Linked DNA regions of Homo sapiens: region 1 is linked to region 2. Evidence: chromatin loops called from intact Hi-C (ENCODE). Cell type or tissue: mammary epithelial cell. All regions are shown on one strand. Each heading gives the region's core, and the rest is flanking DNA. Links, peaks and the distances in the headings are about the cores only. Region 1 overlaps DYNLRB2-AS1 (DYNLRB2 antisense RNA 1). Region 2 holds the start of LOC105371358 (a long non-coding RNA gene).

The links. Hi-C counts contacts between places; a loop is a spot of excess contacts. Peaks named below come from ENCODE experiments on the same cell type or tissue, not always from the same donor. Only the 100,000 strongest peaks of a DNase experiment are listed, where the experiment ranks them.
Region 1: it touches region 2 in a loop (2.3-fold over the local background); 1 of 110 quality-filtered maps calls a loop at or near these places.

What each region holds. Positions count from the first base shown.
Region 1 is chr16:80,152,825-80,164,722 of GRCh38, reverse strand. It overlaps DYNLRB2-AS1 (DYNLRB2 antisense RNA 1), which reads left to right. Exons shown (of 6, transcript NR_120307.1): 3 at 4,417-4,491; 4 at 5,268-5,386; 5 at 7,041-7,109; 6 at 8,716-8,765. It overlaps LOC105371357 (a long non-coding RNA gene), which reads right to left. Exons shown (of 3, transcript XR_001752272.2): 3 at 8,434-8,498. Among named protein-coding and RNA genes, the nearest start is that of LINC01228, 330 kb to the right of the region's middle. In mammary epithelial cell, for the core only: no CTCF peak of the experiment used is centred there; a DNase peak (open chromatin) is centred at 5,742.
Region 2 is chr16:80,098,070-80,109,967 of GRCh38, reverse strand. The region is part of intron 2 of LOC105371357 (a long non-coding RNA gene); the gene reads right to left. It overlaps LOC105371358 (a long non-coding RNA gene), which reads left to right and starts at 393. Exons shown (of 4, transcript XR_933777.4): 1 at 393-531; 2 at 1,839-2,038. In mammary epithelial cell, for the core only: no CTCF peak of the experiment used is centred there; DNase peaks (open chromatin) are centred at 4,617 and 6,317; H3K27ac peaks cover 3,081 bases.

The DNA of each region.
Region 1 (11,898 bases), core at 3,308-8,307, 54 kb before region 2:
CTCTAAGGACACGTGGTAAGCTCCAGAGAAGACAATTATTTAAGGACTATGGGGTCACAAACAATTGGAGAGAGGGAGTATTCAAAGATTTTTGGTTGACCAAATGCCCAGGCTGTTTAGAGAGTGTAATATGGCTTTGTACAAGTTAAATGTCAGTTTGATTCAGGGTATTCTAACCTATGCACTCTTGACACACTTTGGGCTAGATTGTTCTTTGTGGTGGGGGCTATCTCATGCATTATACAATGTTTAGCAGCATCCTTGGTTCCAGTCAACACATACTGGTTGCAATACCTCTCCCTCTCCCCTTCCCCAATTGTGACAACAAACATTTCCAAATATTGTCAAGTATCCTGTAGAGATGAGCAGGGGTTGTGATAGGGGGCAAAATAGCCCCCAGTTGAGAACCACTGCCTTAATCTGTTCCAAGAAGAGAGGGAGCATTTAATCTCTCTTCAGAACTTGGTTTTCTGTTTGTAAAATGAAGAAAGATGGTCTCTAAAGGATTCTTAAAACTCTCCAAATATGTGATGACCTAAACCTGCTCAATGACAGTTGCTTTTCTGTCCTTCATCTGGTGGGAATACAATAGCTTAAAAAGATGAATCATTCTGTTCTTTAAACTCAGTCTCCTCTCTTTGCCCCCATCCTCTCCCCTGGTAAGAAATCAGTTTCCTATTGTAGCACTGAGTGGTAAAATAGAAACCATCAGAAGAGGACGTCCATGTGCTTTCACTCTACCTTCCCTCCTGCATCTGCACCCACACACTCTGGCTTCCTCTGGTGAGTGACTTGGAACCAAGTCTGCCTGATTCTCAATTCCACATTGTTACCCAAATGAACTTAGGCCAGAGATGCCTTGCAACAAGGGTGGAATTGTTGCATCTTCCCTGCTAGAATTTCCAGCACACGTGTGTGTGTATGTGTGTGTGTGTGTGTGTGTGTTCTCACAGATGTCCACAACTTGTAAGTGATTCCTGCCTAGTGGTCCCACAGCCATCAGGAGAGAACTCAAATGCCTGAAAAAAATGCCTGAAAATCAAGCTATCTCAACTTTGGAATGGCAAGTTCTTTCACATTTGCAATAACAAAATCCACAATGCGAATACAGTAACATCTTAAAATTCCAATTCCCATACCCTAGGGGACTTCAGAATCAGGTAGCTATGGTTCCAAGTCCTACTAACAAGAAGAAGGTGGGGTACATGGGTGTGGGTGTAAATAGGAGGTCAATTTAAAGCCTGTGGGAATTCCCTTCTGGAGGCCTCTGTTTTCCTGCTTCTGACTAGATTGGAAATTTAATCTATTACCAGGGAATGCCGTCGTTATTCTGCGTACACAGGTTGAGATGAGGTAATGTGTCAAATGACAGGAATGTAGAGAGGGGTGAGAATAGGTATAAGCCCTGATTGCCTGAAACCCAAGCCCTTGACTGTCGACCTCAGCATACTGCTTTCTTATTATCTTCTAACTTCTAAAGTCATTGTAACCCATCAAAAACCCACTGTTCATTGTCAAAATGGAGCACTGGTTAATTAAATGAAATTTAAAATAATCCTTATACCTGTAATTCGGAGCTCTTGCACTGCTTTTTTTTCTTTTTACATTCTTTTATTCTTTATTTAATATTATTTTAAATAGCATAGGAACCACTTTACCATTGGCTGGTTTTTCTCTTTTCTAATTTCTTTCATTCTCCTCTTTAAGTCAACTGCTATCATGCCCTGCACATTATCAGAGTTTTAAGAAGAAGGGGGAAGGAAGCCAGGTAGATGATAATCAGCAGCATGGATCATTCACTGCTGCCTAATTGGTAAAATGTAGTAGTTGGCATCATTTGATATAGAATAATGTGTACATGTTAGCTGCGTGTCTGTGCAACAGGGGCTTTGCAATCAGAGAGGAGAGGGCCAGACTCAAGTGTAACATCTTTCTAGTTGTGTACACTTAGGCGAGTTACCAAAAATTAGTCTCAGCTTCCTCGTCTGTCTAAAAAATTTATAATCTGTGTCCGTCTGCGCCACAGTGAGGATAAAGTGAGACAATATTGTCATTAGAGCATTTACTAAGGTGGCTGCACAACCTTTCAGCATAAAGTAAAGTCAGGGAGAGTGTCTCCTCCTTGAGGCCCCTCAACTCCTTACCCTCAGCCTAGTGGGAAGGATTAACAAATTCTTTCTTGAAAGAACTTACATGTACATATGCAATTGGCAAAAGTCTGACTCTTTGGCCCAATTCCAAGCAAAACTAATCATCAGAAACTTCATGCAGATTTACGATTACTTTTTCTATAACAGGGTTAGGCCCGAGCTGCTGAGACAGAATTAAAAAGGGGCTGCTGCAAGCAGCGAGGGCTCAGGTCTCACAATGGAGCATTTTCCAACACGGCACCTTGTAGGGACACCCTGACTCCAGGTTGGCTGGAAATTAATGTCAAATGTGGAAACAGCCTTCTTCCTCTTCCCTAAGATTGTTGTGATGGGCTCTTACAAGTGAGCTATGGGCTTTCATGTAATGCCAATAAAGAGATGCACATAGGACCTTTTCCATATAGTATGTTTAATTTGAGACATAATTTAATTTTATGATGGCTGATTTATCTCAATTAAGTCAAATGTGTGCACAGAGGTGTTTCTCATTGTGGGTGAAGTGGAAACTGCATTGAGCTCCGAGCCTGCGTTCCAGACCGCACCTTGCCACATACTCACTGTGTGATGTGCGATGAGCCATCTGCTTTCTCTGCAGGCCTGTCTACCTTTTCTGAAATGCTTGGCGAGGGTCAGAATGGAGGATGTCAACTGCGGGCAGCCTACAGAAATAGTTTGCTGTACACTGGGTAGACACCTGTTAAGAAATGCTAAATGCATTACCAGTATTCAAACACTGGTAGAGTTGACATTAAAAATGTGGGGTTTTGATGTCCTCTCTTAGAAAACTGAGGGATCTGGCAACAAGACATCTGCACTCCAAAATGGGAGCAGCTGGACAGAACTGACAGGCAGTTGCTGAATTTTGCTTGGTCATGTACTGGCTTTCAGTTTGCTGCTGTCCCCACCACTCCCTATTGTGATATCTGGCCCTCTGTCATTCATTCACATCTTTTCTGGTTCCTGCGTTATAGTTTCTAACCCCTGTATTGCAAACACCCTTCTACAATAACTTAGGATTTTGAGGATCTGTATAATCTGGAATTACCTGTGTGAAAATACTCTTGCTGTTTAAACATTTAAGGGAGGAGAAAATCTATTGTTTCTATGAACAAACTTAAGATGCCTTTGATTCCATGTATTCAAGGACTGTCTTTTATGAGGCTGCTGTGTGAAGGTTGCTTGCTGGCTTTCACTGGAGAGGGGCAATGATGCACTTAATGGTGGACATGAACATGGGAGAAGAGGAAACAGAAAATAAACAAGCAAAGAGACAAATGAGTGTTAATGAATTAAAATCTGAGACAATTCCAAAGTGACAAAAGAACACAGATGTATGAAAAAGAGTCCTTTAGGAGGAGGAAGTTAATGTGGCCTGAGGGTTTTGTTTGTTTTGAGAGGGAGTTTTGCTCTTGTCTCCCAGGCTGGAGTGCAATGGTGCGATCTGGGCTCACTGCAACCTCCACCTCCCAGGTTCCAGTGATTCTCCTGCCTCAGCCTCCCAAGTAGCTGGGATTACAGGCACGTGCCACCACACCCAGCTAATTTTGGTATTTTTAGTAGAGATGGGGTTTCACCATGTTGGCCAGGCTGGTCTCAAACTCATGACCTCAGGTGATCCACCTTCTTTGCCCTCCCAAAGGGCTGGGATTTTAGGCAGGGTTGTTATTTAAGCTGAGAACTGGAGATATGGAAGCCAGGCAAAGGTCAGTGTGACTGGTTATCTGGGGGTGAGAAAAAAAGGCTGCAGAGGGGAAGCTGGCCAGGTGGGCAATGGCTTGATCTGCAGAGATTTGGATGATACTGCTGAGAGTCCAGGTTGATTTTCAAAACTTTGGGAAAAAAAAAATAGATGGCACCATTAATAAATAGATGCCTACTTTTATATTCATCAGGGAATCTCTGCTCCGGGAACTCACAGATACTTAAACTGATAGGAGAAAGACCCCCTGCCTGCCTCCCTTCTTCTTTTCCAACGTTCTGACCTTTCTCCTGTGCCTTCCTGGCCCTTTGCATGGCTCCTTTCCCCATATTGTGAGTGCCCCAGTGGCTTGATGTCACTGAGAACATCATATGCAGATGGAGGGTTCTTTTCTTGGAGAGATTGTGATTCAGTCATTCAAGATGATTCAATCATTCAAGAAAAGAAAACTTGCACTTGCTGAAAATGTTCTAGAAGCCAGCTGCTGTGCCATAGGAGTAAAAAACTTTTATTAAAATATTTTACATGTATATATGTATATAAATTTCACAGGACATAATTCTACAGGTCGAGGAGTTTCGCAGACATAACTCCTTGGGAGCAGTGCCCAGGTCAAGAAAGAAAATGTGGCCAATGCCCCAGGTACATCCTCTCACCATCTTCCACCCTCACTCTCACCCCTACCAAGGAAACCACTGACCCCAGTTCTTTTTAGACAGAGTCTTACTCTGTCACCCAGGCTGGATGAACTCAGCTCACTGCCACCTCCACTTCCTGGGTTCAAGTGATTCTCCTGCCTCAGCCTCCTGAGTAGCTAGGATTACAGGCACGTGCCACCATGCCCAGCTAATTTTTGTATTTTTTCACCATGTTGGCCAGGCTGGTCTCAAACTCCCGACCTCCAGGGATCCACCCATCTCAGCCTCCCAAGGTGCTGGGATTATAGGCGTGAGCCACTGTGTCCAGCCCACTAACCCCAATTCTAACCCCATATATTAGTTTTTGCCTGTGTTTTAATTTTATGTAATTGGAATCATACAGTACATACTGGCTTCTTTTGATGAACATTATATAGGCGAGATCCACTTATATTGTTGCTGGTAGTTGTACTTTGTTCATTGTTTTTGCTCTAAAGTATTCCATCATGTGAATATAGCATAGCGTATCATATTCACTATAGGTAAACATTTGGGTTAGTTCCATCTGGAGTTGTTATGGATAGTGCTGCAATGGACATTCTTTGCATGTCTCTTCATACACACATGTGCATGCACATGCACACGCATGTGCATTTCTGTTATACACCCGTGCATCACGTTCTGCTTTAACTGGTCCTGCCAAACAGTTTTCTATCCTTATACCTTTTACCTACATTTATCTCATGAGTTCTCTTATCACCCCACTTTTTGTTGAGACAGGATCTTATTTGGTCATCCAGGCTGGACTGCAGTGGTGTGATCATAGCTCACTGCAGCCTCAAACTGCTGGACTCCAGTGATCTTCCAGCCTCAGCCTCCCCCGGTAGCAAGGACTACAGGTATGTACCACCATGCACGCCCACCCCCCAACCGCTAACTTAAAAAAAATTTGTAGAGATGGGGTCTTGCCACATTGCCCAGCCTGGCCTCAAGCAATCCTCCAACCCTGGGAATATAGGTGTGAACCACCATATCCTGCCTCATCCACTTTTAACATATGCAAAATAAATAAAGGCACAGAAAGATATAGTCAGTACCTCAACGTCACAGAGCCAGCCGGCAGCAGAGCCAGAGCACAAACTTGAATTTATCTGGCTCTGTTTCCCATGTTCCCTCCACCGCATAGTGAGCCACAGATGATTCATGAGCTGTGTGGCTGCTGCCTTTCCAAGGCACCACTCAGATGCCACCTTTTCCCTCAACTTTTTCCTGACCCAGCCAGGAAGAGGTAACTGCACATGCTGTCTGCTCCCCAGACACTTTCTGGGTGAGTCAACTTGGGGAAGTTATGTTTATTTGTCAGTACAATAGGATATGAAACTAGAGACCTCAAGGTTAGGTGTGAAGATTAAATGCACTTACTTACTATAAGTAAGTGCAGCATTTACACGGGATCTGATACATAGCATAGGCTCTCAACTGAAGAGATGGATGGATGGGTCGATAAATGGGGCATAGATATTTCCACAGAACAATGATTCAACACATTTGGGGTATATGCATGTGTATATATGTATGCTTGTGCCTGATACATGTACATTTATATCTACAGCTACTCCCATATATTATCTTGTACTTGACGGAGCCCAAATAACCTTTCTCTTTTTAGGGGTCACACTTTCCCCCTCTGTCACTGAGAGAAGCAAATAGATTCAAATGCAGCAAACATCTGATGAGCACCTACTCTTTGCCAGGAACCTTCAGAAGCTGTGTGCTCTTTAACCTACTTATTTCCAAAAAGCACACCTAATGGATGTTGTACCCAATTTACAGATAGGGAAAATGAGGCTCAGAGAGGTGAGGGAACTTACCCAAAGTCACTAGCTTATGAGAAGCAGAGCTAAGACTCAGTGTTGAGTCACATTCCAAGAGCAGTAGGGTTCGCTTCTTTTCTGTACCATGGTGTTTCCCTATAGGGTTTCTGGTGGCTTTGTGACTCTTTCAGGGCTATGTCCCTGGCTAAGGAGAGTTCTGCAGAGACCTGGTCTGTGCTAGAGAGAAGTGGTTTGGAGCCAGCTTGCAGTGAGGAAGTAAGACAAAGCTGTGGGGGGGCTCTGGAGCACAGGGAAGCAGAGGGGCTGTGAGCAAATGAAGCATCATCCAACCATGTGTGCTGTGTGTGGGTGGCTGCACCAAGACAGGCCTGGCTCAGTCCCTGTCTCCATTACTTACTGTCATGGTTGAATAGTGTCCTCCCCAAATTCATGTTTACCTAGAATCCCAGAAGGTAAGCTTGTTTGGAAAGAGGGCCTTTGTAGGCAGTCAGTTAAGAATCTCAGCTAAGAATCTCAAGATGAAATTATCCCACATGAAGGTGGGCCCAAATTCTATGGCTGGCATCCTTAAAAGAAGAAGAGAAGATACAGAAGATACAGGGACGCAGAGAGAAGCCACGTGAGGAGGGAGGAGCAGATAGGGTGACGCACCTGCAAGCCAAGGGAACGCGGAGGAGTGCCAGCAGCCATAGGAGCTAAGGGACAATTTCTTCTTTAGGGTCCCAGAAGGAACCAACGCTGCCCACACCTTAATTTGAGACTTCTGGCCTCTGAGAAATGAGAAAGAGTAAGTTTCTATTGCTTTAAGCCACCCGGTTTGTGGTGATTTGTTATGGCAGGCACAAGAAACTAACACACTTGCTGACTATGTCCTCTGGGAGAAACCACTAAGCTCTCTGAGCCTGGGTTTCAACACATGGAAAACAGGCCTAATGAATGGGAAAGACCTTTAGGGATCCTGAAGATGATAAATAAAGCATGCAAAGAACCTACATATATTGGGTGGTTATTACTTTTATGACCCCACTGTCCCTCCTGAGAGGACCCTCTCTGGAACCTGTGAACACCGAGCCCTGTCAGTCCAGCTTTCAAAGGCAATGCACATCAGCCTAAGTTCTGTGTTCCTGGCATTTCAAGGTGGCTTCTAGCCTCAGCACACCCCGTTGCTTTTAGTTGCAAGCACGTACTGTCAAAGTCTCATATCCCCCTTAGAACCATAAACGCTCTAATAGCAGTAACGGGCAGCCTCGATCATGGCTAAACGTGATTATGTTCCACATAAAAATATAAAAGCTCATTTGAGCCAGGGCTCCCTGTGGGCCCTTTGCCTGCACTTTTATTGAAAAGCCCACATTCCTGACTCTGTGAGCCCTGATGTAAGAGCCCAGGGAGGCCATATACCATGGACCACTGTAAAGTTCCAGGGCAGCCTGAGGAGCTGGGCTCTACTGGAAATCTCTGTCTCTCCTGTGGTCTGTGATCCAGAGCCCCACACTTGATTCCCTGGTAACTCCTATGCTTGGAGTTCCTCATATATGCTAGCCATGCCTCTTGCTTTGCTCCCTGAGAGACTGGAAGGCCATGGAATCAGGGAGCTGCTCTGTTTCCTCCCCTGCTACATCCTCAAGGCCCAGCTCAGTGTCAGGTGCAGGAATGGACCGACCTCAGGGGATATGGATCTCTTTTCCTTCCCTACCCTAGGCCTGGTCTCTCAATCCTGCTGCATTCTCCCCTGCCCACTCTGAGTCTTGCCTTTTAGCCCCACACCATAACTCAAGATCCAGTCACAATTAAACCTCTCTCTCCACCCTTCCGTGGTCTGTGCCATTCACCTCTTGGTTTTCACTCATACCTGTCCCATTGCTGGGAACACTGTCCTGGTCTCCTATGCTAATACTTGCATGTTCCATAGGTGTCAGCACAGATATCACTTTTATTACTAGATGCTTTCTGGTGCCTAAGTTAGGCCGGGTTCTCTCTCCTATGGCCCAGCTGTGCCTCCTGAATCACCCTGACCCACCATACCTTCCCACTTGTTGACTTCTCTGGACACTTCTCTAGACTTTAAGCACCATGATGTCCCAGACAAGGCCTTCTTCCTTCTTTGCCCAGTGCTGGCAGAGTCTCTGACTCATGGTAGTCCTTGATATATATTGCGTGGCGATGAACTGACATACTGCAGAGAGAAGAACAGGTCTCCAAAGAGGCAGACACAAAGGGGAAGGAAGGAGAGGAGGGAGACAGAATGCTCTGTCAATAAATACAGTAAAATGTGATTCTGCAAGCATTGTCTCATTTAATCCTTGCAACAAGCACATGAGAAAGCTAATATTCTCTCCCTCTGTTTTCCCTTTTTTTTTCTTCCTTCCCTCCCCTTCCCCTCCCCTCTCCAGGTCTCACTCTCTGTCGCCCAGCCTGGAGTGCAGTGGCATCATCTGAGCTCACTACAACCTCCGCCTCCCGGGTTCAAGCGATTCTCCTGCCTCAGCCTCCTGAGTAGCTGGGACTACAGGCACGCGCCACCACGCCCAGCTAATTTTCGTATTTTTAATAGACATGGGGTTTCACCATGTTGGCCAGGCTGCTCTTGAACTGCTAACCTCAAGTGATCCACCAGCGTTGGCCTCTCAAAGTACTAGGATTACAGTGCTAGGAGCCACCATGCCCGGCCGCCTCTCTTTTCTTTTACACATGAAGAAAAAGTGGTCAGAGAAGTTAACTTGGTCAGTGCCAAAAGCACTGGAAGTGAGTAGGACCAAGCTTTTCATCTAGATTTGTTTGTTAGACTCTAAATCCAAATTCACAACAAGATCAGAATATGAGAAACCTAAGGAACAAAATTCTAGGAATCATTTCTAGAAACTGTGGCTATTGAAAAAGCACAGACCTAGGGAATCAAATTATTTTCCCTGCCACCAGCACATGGGTAGGCCTGTGACAAATTCCATGCTCTGGACCCCAGATTCCTCAGTGAGAATAGAAGGGGCTAGAGACATCAGGGAATTGGATTTGGTGACTTTAATACCCACTCAGCTCCAAAGCATTCTTGAATGATGCACGATTTATGAATATATATATTGAAATTTACTGATGGGTGAACAGCTCTCAACATGAGATTTTTGTTGTATGCCTTAAAAAAGATTATACATAAATATGCGTGTGTGTGTGTATGTATGTTTCGATGTATATGAACCCATGATCTGAAAAATGGCCACTGTGGCTTGTGGAAACCTATTAATCTCTGCTGTTCCACCCAACATCCTCAGAGAAAAAAATAAACAACTTTTTGAAAGTGCTGCCATGGGGTCAGACCAAATACTGTGGCCACTTCCAAGGGGTTTGCCTTGATTTGCCTGGATTCCTGTTCATGTGACATCTGCCTTCTAATTCAAGGATATGATCAATTCAATGTGTGAGTTATCAATCAAGGACTGGCAACAGTGATGCTGAACAAGCCTGGTGGAAGGAAAGAGAAGGCAGGCCAGAGCCCAGACAGACGCATTCACAAACCTTACAAAGAGGACAGGCTAATTAGGGGCTGTAGTTCTCCCTCTCTTTATAGTTGGTATAAGAGGAGTGGTAATCGTAGTGTCCAAAAATATATGGGCTACATAGTTGCTTAGTAAGCTGTGGGTATGTGGTTTCTTCTGCAAGGTGCTTTCTTTCTGATAAAGAGATTACGTTGTTTGTTTGTTCATTTATTGAACATATTTACACTTACACACACACACACACACACACACAATGTTCCAGATACCGTACTTGGCAATGGTAGTTAGACCTTGCTCTTGCAAAATTTATAATGAAGTTGGGAAGTGTGGTTTGATCCCTCAAAGTGTCCAAATCCTAATCCCCAGAACTTGTATTTTCTTACATGACAAAAAAAAATTTTCAGATATGAAGAACTTTGAGATGAGGAGCTTAACCTGGATTATGCAGGTGGATACAATCAATCACAAGGGTCTTTGACAAAAGAGGTGGGCAGAAAGGTCAGGAGGCTTTGGCTATGGGGAAGGGGCTGCAAGCCAAATAATTCAGGTGGCCTCCAGAAGCTGGGAAATGTAAGCAAACAGATTCTCCCCTAGAGCCTCCAGAAGAAATACAGTCCTATGGGTCCATTTCAGACTCTTCACTTCCACAACTGTAGGAAAATAAACTTGTGTTATTTTAAGCCACTAAGTTTGTGATACCTTGTTACGTAGCAATCAGAAACAAATAGAGGCAGAATGGCTTTAATCAGAAAACTAAAAGACTAAATACATAATTTCACAATGTGGCCCTGGAGTGATAGGAAGGAGAAGAGGATGGTATGAGCAGGTCCAGGAGAGATGATGAAAATCATTGGTTGGAGAAGGCTTCCCTGAAGGAGAAGGATACTGATGTGTGGGCTGAGGCACATGCAGGAGAAAATTCCACAGAGAGTATATTCTGAGTGACGGCCCCAAGCAGGAAAGGAACATGGCATGGTTTCGAAAGTAGAGGGAGGGCAGAGGGCTTGGTCCACAGATGCTGAGGTGGAGATGGTGCATACTCATCCTAGAACATGTCCGTGGGAGATTAATCACAGCCTTTGCAAGCTGGCGTAGAGACTTGGGTTCTTAACCAAAGAGAAATGGGAATATTTTGAATCGTGTTGCACTGTAGTGAGACTTTGTCAGATTTATACTTTGGAACTGTGTGTCCAGTTTAGTAGCCATTTGCTATGTGTGGCTCTGTCCCTTTAAATGGCTAAAAACGTGCTAATTTAAAATGTTAGCTATTCAGTCCCACTAGCTGCATTTCAAACACTCAATAAGCACACGTGGCTCATGGCTGCCACACAGGATAGTAGGGTCTAGAAAACTCCTTGCACTGCAGAAAGTGGAGTAGACGGTGCTGCTTCAGAAGAAACACCTGACCGCAGGGCGGAGTGTGGACCAGATAGCGGTAAGAATGGATGTGGGACAGCATCTGGGAAGGAGCTTCCCAATATTCCAGGTGGGTTGATACTGGTTCAACCAAAGATGGCGGTAGTGGGTATGAACATCAGTGGACAGATTTGAAGTCAGTTTAGCAGGTGGTCATGGATTCTGTTTTCAGATATTGGCAAGTTGCTGCCCTGCTTTGGTCCTTCATTAGATTAGAAGTGTTATCTAAAAGGAGCTTCTCAAGTTCTCAGAGCCTCAATTTTTTCACCTGTGAATGGAAATAATCCGTATTTCAAAAACAATATGGTGATATAAAATCCCTGGAATAATGGGTGTTGAATAAAGGGCACATCTCATATCTTTTACACATTTCTAACTTAAAGTGGTCTCCTGGATGCTGTTAAGAGGGAGGTGACCCAGGTGGGAACCAGTCCCCGCACCCCAGTGGTGGGTGCAAGGGAGCTTGAAAATGCATTTGGATAGCTATTTCCTTTTTTTTTTTTTTTTTTTTTTTTTTTTTTGAGACAGAGTCTCGCTTTGTTGCCCAGGCTGGAGTGCAGTGGAGCAATCTCAGCTCATTTCAAGCTCTGCCTTCCGGGTTCACGCCGTTCTCCTGCCTCAACCTCCAGAGTAGCTGGGACTACAGGCACCCGCTACCACGCCCAGCTG
Region 2 (11,898 bases), core at 2,705-7,704:
TTAAACACCAGCCCTCCTCATTAACCAGATATCTTTATTCTCTAAATATTTACCACCCAAACAAAATTTACCATTTAATTTGCTGTATAAAATCATTTACTGACTGATAAACCTCATTACTAAGCTCCAACACAGCCCCTTCTACTCCCGACAGTTTTAATTCTTGTAGCAGCAGGCTACTGCGAGAGAAAAACAATCCTGTCAAATTAACGGCGGGGGTCTAAATTATTCAAATACACTAAATCCATGCAGAACCGTTCCCCTGCTCATAATTTTTCTTTGGGAGCCAACAATTAACCGGCAATATTCTAACTTAAACAATGACGGCCATTCTAAAAGAATTCTGGGAACAGAGAATGTTCCACCTTCCCATGTGTCCTTCTGCTCCTGAGGGCACGCAAAGGATGACCTCTGAATGAGTCCCCATAGAAAGAGGAGGTTTTCTCTGCCCAAACACCTCACCTCTTCAGAGCGTAAATCCTCTGTGTCTTTCCTGCCATGCAGGTCAGAGACTGCATTTTGGATATCAAGGTGTGTGTCTGCGTGCGTCTAGCCTCTACAACAGGTGTGTGTCAGCCTGCAATTAGTTAATGGCAGATGCACCTTTCTGCCTGTGGGGGAAAAAGTGCCTCCAGTTTTCTACCTGCAATTGCAACCAAACTAATGACTGAGCTGCTGATTCAGAAAACCAACCCACCTAATTGAGCCTGCAAAATAGAAAAAGAAGAAATCGCAAAATGACCTGAGGTTCAGAACATATGGCAGGAAGCCCTCTCACGTTTGAAAAGAAAATCTTTCCCACCATGTTGGCTCTCAGTCACAATCTGCACACAGGAGGGTCTTGGGTGTTGGTGGGCATTGTTTGTTGGTCTAATTCCCTATGGTTTGCAGCTCCCTAACAGTGACGGATCCCTAAGCATGACACCCAATGTCAGAGTTCTTGAATAGAACAAAAATTAGGAGGTTGAGCTTGACAGTTCATGCATGCACACATTCATTTTTTCATCAAATATTTATTGAGTGTCAACTCTCTGCCAAGCACATGGTACCTAGCATCACAGTGCTAAATGTGGAAACAAAAGTGAAAGAATGATACTTCATAATGGGCTTAGCCTTTTACATCAGGGTTGATCAGAATGTGTGAACCAGAATCACCTCCAAGGTCTGTTAAAAATAAAGATGAATTAGACTCACCTTAGACAGATTGACTCAAAATCTCTGGAGGGAACCCAGGAACCTTCATTCTAACAAGAACCCCCAGGTGGTTCTTAGCACTTCAAAGTTGGGGAGCCTCTGCTTCCATCGGAAAGCATCAAGCAACAATGGCCATAATAGAAATGCTACTATCAATGGGACAGAAAAGATACCTGGGAAAGATTGGTGAGGGATGCAGTGGGCGCCATACCCAGGGTCCTCACTTAGAGCCGGCCTAGAGTTAAAGAGGTGTGGGTGGTGCAGCATGAGCCAGGCCTGTTTGCGTAACTCCAAGGGGCACCTTTCTCACCATAAACAATGGTAGCCCTCCCCAGTGTGTTGATGGGGGCCTTGTTTTTCTGTTATTATTCGTTCACAATTTTGTTTTCTTAAACATTTTATTTTACAGTAGTTTTAGATTTATGAAAAAGTTGCAAGGAAACTACAGATCGTCTCTATACCTTGCACTCATTTTCCGTTTTTAACATTTTGCATTAATGTGGGCCCTTTGTCACAACTGATGAATCAATATTGATACATTATGATTCACTGATCTCTCCACTTTCCTTGGATTTTCTTAGTTCTTAGTATCCTTTTCCCACCTAGGATCTCACATTACATTTAGTCATCATTGTCTCCTTCAGCTCCTGTTGGCTGTGACAGCTTCTCTGACTTTGTTTGTGATGACTTCGAGAGTCTTAAGGAGAAATCATCGGCTATTTTGTAGAATGGCCCTCAAGTGTGGTTTTGGCAGGTGATTTTCTCATGATTGGACTGGGGTTGTGGGTTTTTGGAAGGAAGAATACAGACATAGTCATTTCCATAACATCCATTCACTTCAAAGGTATGTATTAGCAACATGACTTATTTTTATTTATTTTTTATTGTTATATAATAGTTGTATATTATTTGGGAGTACATGTGATAATGTTTTGATACCTGAATACAATGCATAATAATCAAATCAGGGTAACTGGGATATCCATTACCTCAAATGTTTATCTTTGTGTGCGTGTGTGTGTGTGTGTGTGTGTGTGTGTGTGTGTGTGTTGAGAGCACTACAAATACCTTCTAGGTTTTTTAAAACAGACAATAAATTATTGTTAACTATAATTTTCCTACTGTACCATCAAATACTAGAATTTATTTCTTCTCAGTGTATTTTTGTACTCTTTAACCAACTGCTCTTCATCCTCTTTCCCCTCTTCCTTTCCCAGTCTCTGATAACCACCATTCTACTCTCTACCTCTATGAGATTTTTTTTTTTTTTAGCTCCCACATAAGCGTGAGAACATGTGATATTTGTCCTTCCTTGCCTGGCTTATTTCACTTAACATAATGACCTCCAGTTCTATCCATGTTGCTGCAAAATGACAAGATTTCATTCTTTTTTATGGCTAATATGCCATTGTGTATATGCACCATTTTCTTTATTCATTCATCCATTGATGGGCACTTAGCTTGCTTTCATATCTTTGCCATTGTAAATATTGCTGCAGTAAACATGTCAATTTACTTCTCTAAGTCCCACCACACAAGAGAGCACAGGATGCCACAGTGTCTCAGGATATAGATCCTTCATCCAGACTGGGACATGTGGGAAACTTTCTGAAAGGAGGCAGCTTTTTAGCTGAGTCCTGAAGAATTGATGACTGCTTTTAACATGCATCTACTGAGTGTCCTAGTACAGGCTGAACATTAAGAACACAATGCAGAAAAAACAAAAAAAAAGACAAGGCCAATGGTCTCATGGAGACCCCAGTGAAGTGAGGGATTCAGGCATTTAGTAACGTAAATGGCAGTTAATCAGGCGGAGACACTGTGTTTCAGTCCTGAAATTTTGCCTGCAAAGGTTTCCTTCAGTTCTCACATCTCTGCATCCATCAAGCCCCTCTGGGAGGATGCTCTGTAAAGATTTCAAAGCCCCTGGCTTACCTGGAGCTGTGTGCTGATTCCTGTGCATGGAGCACAGTGGAGAGTGGAGGGGATGTGGGTGCCAAGTGGAACAACATCCATTTGATCCTTTTATATGTAAATGTGACTTTAAACAGTATTTTGTAATGACCTGCATTTCTGTTAAGAAATATCTCTTGATGATTTATCTTTCTGCAATTATGACAGCCTAGTGATCTTGTTAATTAATGCCAAGGAGGGTTTTTTAGCACCTCATTAAAGGTTTTCCCTTTCAGGACACTGATGCCGATGCTCTCATACACAGCCAGGGGCAGAGAAAGCCATTTTCTTGTGGGTGGAAACTCATCTTTATTCCTTCTCTTCTTCCTTTTCCTCCCCCTCTTCTTTTGATAATATTTCTTTCCTTATTTTTTGCCTCCTCTTCTTTCTCCTCATCCTGAGTTCTCTTCTAGTCTCCTTTTTATTTTATTCTAAAACATAGTTGCTTCTTGTTCTGAATCATTGTTTCAAATATATCAACTCTCATCAGTGTATTTCATTCTCCTGGAAAGACTTTTTTGTTGTACTACTTAATTCCATGTGTTCTATTCAACAAATTTTGTTTGAGAGTCTTCTGTGTTCCGAGTTCCCTTATTTTCCCTTATATTCCCATATATCCATTATTTCCCTTATATTCTCCGAGTTTGCCTTCATGAAACAATAGTGAACCAGAGTCATGCCTTGCTGGTGGAACTCCTAATTTTGTCCCATAAAAATAACAAATGAATGAATGAATGGAGGGATTCTGTGATCCAATAAATGTGGTTAATGTTGTATATCCTATCCTTGCAGGCTGTCAAATTCTGGCAAATCCTACCCCCCTGCTTGTTTTTGTAAACAAAATCTTCTTGGAACACAGCTACACCTCTTCATTTATATATTGTTTGTGGCTGCTTTTCTGCTGCAATGGCAGGGTTGAGTACTTGCGACAAAGACCATTTGGCCTGCAAAGCCTAAAATATTTACCATCTGGCCCTTTACAGAAAAAGTTCACTGACCCTGCTGTATCCCATCTTTGGACATTCTGGATGCCCATTAAATATTTAAAGAGTGAAATATTCTGCAGTCAGAAAACTTGCTTAATTCTTTCCCACCCATTTCCCCCTCCCTCATATTTGATCATAGAAGCCTCTTTCAATTCACCTTCTTAGATACTGACTTGGGGACATTTTTCTTGGAGGTAATGTTCAGCCTTGAAGATTCTCTTTTCTGACTGATTTTAATTTGGTTTTCTCATCTTCCTGGCTTTGTCTTCTGGCTTGATGTGCAGTAGAACCTAGTGTTTTACCCCCAGATAATACAAACCTGCACCCCGCCCCCGTTTCTTAGCCTCTGTGAAAACATCTTTCTGTTCAGTCATGACAGCAAGGATTCTCCTTGGCTCCTGTCAAACACCATTTCTCTTTCCAGGAGCAATGATGTCCGGAAACCAAGTTACCACGAATGGCAAAGCAAGTTAGACTGGTTTTCTGTTCATGAGTTTCCACTCTTGTCTCAGCTGACTCATCTCAAGGAGAACTCATTTTTGTTGTGATTCATTATTCTGAGCATTTTTTGAAGCCAAGAGTAAACTGGGATGACTTTGAGGATCAGCCAGCCTTAAAGAAAGGGGGCATAGTAATGTAGAGAAATCCCGGAAGGCATAGATTTCCCCTAAGATTCAGAGTGGACCTGGGAGAGCTATGGAAGGGGAGATATTCTCCCTTATCCTGAAAACAGGGAGGTGGTGTGGGGAGAAAACAAACGAACAAACAAAAACACTAGGATTAAAATTTGGTGCTTGGAGAGTAGGGTGAACGTAGAAATAAGTTCCCACGTCACTTTCCAGTTCTATGTAAATGAGGCCTGAAGGGAATGCTGGGAATGAGGTGGGAGGTGGAGGCAGGTATCTTTTCACCAGGGTTAGTGGGGATGTAGTGAATCAACAGATGTCAGCCACAGAAATAAGAGGAAGGTGTTGTCAGAGCCACGCCAATAACTGTAGGTCTAAGGGAACAGATTGAAGTCAAGGGCCAATGCACAAAGCCCACTCTAAGTGTGGCAGGCAGAATTGTAAAAAAATATTTTCCCCAAGTCTTCAAGATTTCCTGCTCTAATCTCCAGGAATATAAATATGCTGGCTATTACTCCCATGATTTTGTTACATTAACATGACAAAAGGGATTTTGCGGATGTAATTAACATTACCAATTCTTTGACTTGAAGATAGGAAGATTAGCAATTTTCTCCAGTTGGTGGCAGGAGAGGAAGTTAGAAAGATTTGACTCACAAGAAGGATTTGATGCACTGCTGCTGACTTTGACAATGGAGGGATTGGAGCACAGCCTCTTGGAGCTGAGAGCGGCTTCCGCTGATGGTAGCCAAGAAATGGAGACCTCCATTCTATATCACAAGGAACTAAATACTGCCAACAACCTAAATGTGCCTGGAAACATGCTCTTCCCCAGAACCTTCAGATGGGAGTCCACCCCGGCAGAGTCTAAAACATTTACTATCAGGCTGCTTCAAAAAATGGTTGCTGACTTCTGATTTAGTCCATTTTGGGGACTTTTGTGGTAGATCAGATCTAGCCAGAAGAAGTTATTTTTCCTAGATCACATATAAATAAATGCAGAGTGGGTATATAAATCCAGATTTCCTGAATCTCAGAGTTAGAAGGGCTCCTGGAAACACCTTGGAAATGTTGCAATAAAGAAAAGAAAGGAGCCCAGGAGCATGAATAAGGGAGAAGCTATGAATGGAAGGGCATGGAAAAAGAAGTCGGCCATGGCACAGATTAGGGGAGACTATGCCAAGGCCAATTTGGAGGAATAGTCAAAGAACACGTGGGCGGGAGGACGCAGATAAGTCGTGAGCTGAGATGGGCAGACAAACCAACCAAGGATTAGAAGTGGAGTGAAGATGGAGATAGCAAAAGTGCAAAAAGCGCATAAAGAGCAACCTCCTCTGGGAAAACCCCATGTAAACTAACACCTGAAATATGAATCCTAGCAGCATGAGAGTAAGTGGGTGGGGGTGGTGGACGGATGGCGGGCTACCGAGTGTTACAGGCACCGAGAAAAGTGGATACAAAGCCCCAAGGAAAGACATGGCATGCAGTGATTGAGAAACAAAAAGAAACTCAGTGTGGATCATTCAGTCTGAACATTTTCTGAATCTGACCTCACTCCAGGTGAGGCAACTCCCCCTGGTCATCCCCAAGCTAAACTTGTAGCTGCGACTTGTCAGCGACATGGATTTGTTTGAGCAAGTCTTCCACATATGGGAAGAAGACACTAACTCATTGTTCTGATTTGTGCTTTAACAAATGAAATGGGGCTGGGCGTGGTAGCTCATGCCTGTAATCCCAGCACTTTAGGAGGCTGAGGCAGGCAGATCACAAGGTCAGGAGTTTGAGACCAGCCTGGCCAACATGGTGAAACCCGTCTCTACTAAAAATATAAAAATTAGCCAGGCATGGTGGCACAGGCCTGTAATCCCAGTTACTCGGGAGGCTAAGGCAGGAGAATCACTTGAACCCAGGAGGCAGAAGTTGCAGTGAGCCAAGATTGTGCCACTGCACCCCAGCCTGGGTGACACAGTGAGACTCAGTCTCAGAAAAAAAAAAAAAAAAAAAAGAAAGAAAGAAAGAAAAAAGAAAACAAAGAAACAGAACAAAACAAAAAATTCCTGATGTTAACCATCTGAAGCCACCAGGTTCTGCTGTGAGCTATATTATTTTGCCTATAATTCAGCCAAAATAATATAGCTTTTTTAGATTAAGGGAATATATTGAAAATAATATTGGAGCCGTTTTAGTTAAACCACATTCATCAGTGTTGTACTGATTGATCTTAGAAATATATAAATAGAATAATAGTGACGAATGGGTGAAGATGTTATTATCTTTTTCTGATAAGTTTGGTTAGAGAGACTTAAAAGAACTAAAGGTCTTAAATTCAATTTTTGGCTCTTCAAAGAGATCCAGCAATTAATATAAACAAGAAACAGAGAAGCTGATTTTCTTTTTGGTGCTATTTGTTGATCTTTTACTCTTCATGTAATATCACTGAGTCTCATTGTTAGTATTCTAGTACTCAACCACTAGATTAAGGAACTGTTCTAAAACTTATATTCACTAATTTTTTGAAATTTTATTGCATATTCTAATTTGAACAGAAACCTAAGACTAGAGTTTCACTTATTACAATGATTCCCCTATAGCAGGAATAAACATGGAATTTAAACGCAATTTTCTTCCCAAAGCTACACTACTTCTTCAGACAAACATTCACCGAATTCACTGAAACGTCAAAAGCAAGCCTGTTATAGAAGCTTATAGCAAAGTCTGACACGTTCTGGAAAATTCTCCAATGGAACAACAGAGAGGGCTCCAAGGCTAAAATTTAAACTATTTTCCTGAAAGTTTAATTTCCATGGCTTGATTTCATAAAAAGCAGTTTTCATCATGGTTTTTAGTTTGCTCCTAATTGAAAGGGAAAATTCTCCCCCTGAGAGATTCTCCCCAGATGGCTGTCTTTGACAGTGATATGTCTCCCTCTTGGCCAGAAGCCACAGAAATGGGTCCCCCTCATGTTAGATCATTAATTGTTCTTCATCAGGTCTACACACACTAAGCTGAGAATCTAGGCAATTATGCAAATAAGTGAAGCAAAAACCAATGCATGTGCTCCAGTAAGCCACGATTCTCATTGACAGTAGCTTTGACTTGACTTGTCCAGATAATTGCTTCAAGTTCCCCACTGCAAAATGTGTGAGCTCCTTCAGAGAGTGTGTGATTTTTTTTTTGATGATGCCACCATCTTCTTAAATAGAAGAGGTGTGGGGAGGGATGGGTAATGATGGTCTTTGTTTAAAACAAAAACAACCTCTGTTAGTTTGGGTTGCCTGAGAAGCTGACCCTGAGGCAAGAATTCAAATGAACATGCACATGGTTTATCCAGGAGGTGATCCCAGAAAACATGAATAGATAGACGATTGGGAAAGTGAAACAGCAAATTACCTCTGTGAGTAAAAAGCTTACTCCTACTGAGGAACTCTGAGAACCAGTGTAGAACTCTGCTTAGAGTTCCCACCTGACAGAGATACACAGATACCCAGCAGTCATTGTTGAGTGCTTTAACTGGGGGCATTAACACTTTAACACTTGGGGCAGAATGGACTCTGACCTACAAAGCTCTTAGGCAAAGAGATGCAAATGCTGGCCTAAGAAGTTTGGCTGGCAGGCCCTACAATGATAAATCCCAAAGTGATATTTATAGGATGCCAACTTTACCCCCAGACTTCAAGCCAAAACCCCTCAATTTTTGTGACCCCTGGTCTGAATCCATTTTTCTTCCATTCTCTGCTTTCAAAATAAAGCTAGATGTTTGGAGATGAACTTGAAGGGTTGTGATTCTCCTGGAGAAGGTAGACATGTACAGAACTTTGTAATCTATTTGCAAAGCTAAAGTTATTTGAGACATTCTGGTTAAAACAGTCACCAAAATGATGTATGAGTCTAGTGACTCCTCTTGGGAAACCAATTCTAAAATGCTACCTATTCTTACTCTCAGATACCATTTTTGTTTTCTGTTTTGAATATTAAAACTGAAAGATCCCATGCACCTGGTCTTTGATTTGTATGTCTTTCAGCAGCCTTTGGCTCAAGGTAATATAATTCTGACTAAACTATTTTCTTTGGGAGGCTACACTTGTAACCAGGCCAAGCCAAATCAACAAGTGTTTATTTAGCACTTGGTATATATCATGGTTACAGAAGGTAAATACTTCTAAACCACTTGCTGTGTTATCTGTTGTAAGACAACCATTTTTTCCCCTCATTTTCTGTGGTATTATTGGCAAATAAGGCAGGAAATGAAAAGAGAGCTAACAATGGACTTGTGGGATGGAAAACATAATTTCTTTCTCAGCATTTTGGTTCACATAATATTCTTAGAAAACTCAAATATATAGAACTCAGGAATTTTCACTAAAAATATTTACCACAGGATTCTTTATTATTTCAATGACAAATTCTTTTAGGAATATGTGAGAATATTAGATTTATCCAAATTTGATGTTGTACAGAAATCTAGGGTAATCTTTTATCTCTAAGGTCTACATGTATACACAAAGACCCAGAAAATAGTTTCTAAGGAAGTAGCCCTTGCATGTCATTCTTATTAGCTTGAAAATAATTTCTCTCATCCTTTGATCCTCTTCTATCATGCTTTGTGTTCTCAGAGCCTTCCCTACCTTCCCTGAACAAGTAAGTTGTGTTTCTGATTCCCTTTGTCAATCTCTATTGTTATTTGTCTATTTTACACCCTGATAAATTCCTCAGAGTGGGGACAGTGTCTTATTCATTATAAAATTCTCCTCCTTCCCCTACTCCTGCCCCTCCCACTTCCCCTTCCTCTCCTTCTCCTTCTGACACAGTCTTGCTCTGTTGCCCAGTCTGCAGTGCAGTGGTGCAACCTTGACTCACCATAACCTCTGCCTCCTGGATTCAAGCAATTCTCATGCCTCAGCCTCCCAAGTAGCTGAAATTACAGATGCATGCCACCATGCCTGGTTAATTTTTGTATTTTTTGTAGAGACAATGTTTTGCCATGTTGGCCAGGCTGCTCTCAAATTTCTGGCCTCAAGTGATCCACCCACCTCAGCCCCCCAAAATGCTGGGATTACAGGCATGAGCCACTGCACCTGGCCTTATTCATTATAAAATTATTATTTTGCTTAAGACAGAGACTGGACATAATGCATAATCACAAATACTTGCTGAGTTGACCTAAGGAAAAGCATTATTCTGATAAAGGATATCTGCAAAAATCAAACTAACAAATAATCCACACCAAAAATTATACTTAATGGTGAAATATTTAAAGCATTCCATTGAAATTGAGAATAAAACAAGAATGTCCCCTATTGTGACTTCTATGTAATGTTGCATCACAGGGTTCAGTAAGTGAAGGAATACAAATTTTAGAAATGCAACAATAAGAAATAAAGGAATGTAACCATCGTTAGCAGACATTAACATTACTGAAAAGTAGAAATCTAAAAGCATCTACAAATAAAATATAAGAACTAAGAACCGAATTTATCAAGGTTGCTAAATACAAAGTCAATGTGCAAAAATCAGTTGTATTTCTATATGCAAATAACTAGAAAATAAAATTAAGACAACGATGGCATTAACAATAGCATCACACACATTAAATTATTAGAAATAGCCTAATGAAAGATGTGTAAGACTTCTACACAGAAAACTATAAAATATCGTTGAAATAAATTGAGGAAGACTTAATAAATGGAGGCATATAGCAATATGTTGATTATTTCCAAAGGTACCTATATGTTCAATGCAGTCTTTATTTAACAATTGACAGGTTTCTATGTGTTAGTAAATCGACAAACTTCTAAAACTTGTGTAGAATTTTCAAGGGCTAAGAGTAGCCAAGACAATCTTGAAGAAGAGAAAAGAAAGTAGTATATGTACACTATCAAATATCAAGAATCATTATAAAGCTACAGTAAATGAGTGTAGTATTGAAGCAAGGTTAGAATAACAAAGTGATGCAAAGAAAAGAGGGTGTCTCAGTTCATCTTGTGTCGCTATGAAGGAATACCTGAGGCTGGGTAATTTATAAAGAAAATACGTTTATTTAGCTCACGGATCTGTAGGCTGTACAGGAAGCATGGGACCAGTGCCTACTTTTGGTGAGGCCCTCAGAAAGCTTCCAATCATGGTGGGAGGGGAAGGAGACTGAGAATGTACAGATCCCATGGAGACAGAGAAACAAGAGACAGCAAGGGGAGGGGTGCTACCCCCTTTAAAAAAACCAGATCTCCCATGAAGTAATAGTGCAAGAACTCACACTTTACCACAGGACCACCCCAAGCTGTTCATGAGGGATCCACCCCCATGATCCAAACACCTCCTATGGGACCCCACTTCCAACATGGGGAATTAAATTCCAACATGAGGTTTGGAAGGGACAAATATCCAAACTATTATCAGGGAGTTCAGAAACATGCACGTGTCACTCACTTTATGGCATAGATGACCCTAGAGTGAAGCGGAAAAAAATGGGCTTTTCAATAAATGATGCCAAGTCAATTAATTTTGTCCACATGGACAAAAACTAAATGTTCAACTGAAAACAAACACAAAAATTAATTTCACATGTAGATCTAAATATAAAATACTAAAATGTCTAGGAGTTAATACAAGTGAGAATCTTGATGAACTTAGGGTTAAAAACAGATTCCTTAAGCTGAATTTAAAAAGCACTAACCCTAAAGGCCAAGATTATAAACTAATATTAAAATTAAGGACTTCTGTTTATATTTTAAATATCCATTAAAAGAATGAAAAGATAAACTATAAAATGGATATTATGTTTGAAATCATCTAACAAAGGATTTATATCACACACATACACACAAATCAATAAAAAGGCAAAGCAATATAAAAATAAATGATATTTAAATGGTTATAAGCAAACGAAAGCCACAGTAAAATATCATTACTCATCCACCAGAAAAGCTAAAATGGAAACAATAACAAGCATTCTCCAGGCTGCAGAGTAATGGAAGCACTCGTGCATTGCTAGTGGGAGTGAAAATCGAAGCAGCCACTTTGGAACATTTTCAGCTTTTACCAAAGTTTACACACACATACTCTGTAACCCAGCAGTTTCACTCCTGGTATATACATACAACAAAATGCATTTATATGTACACTAGAAGTCGCACAAATAACAG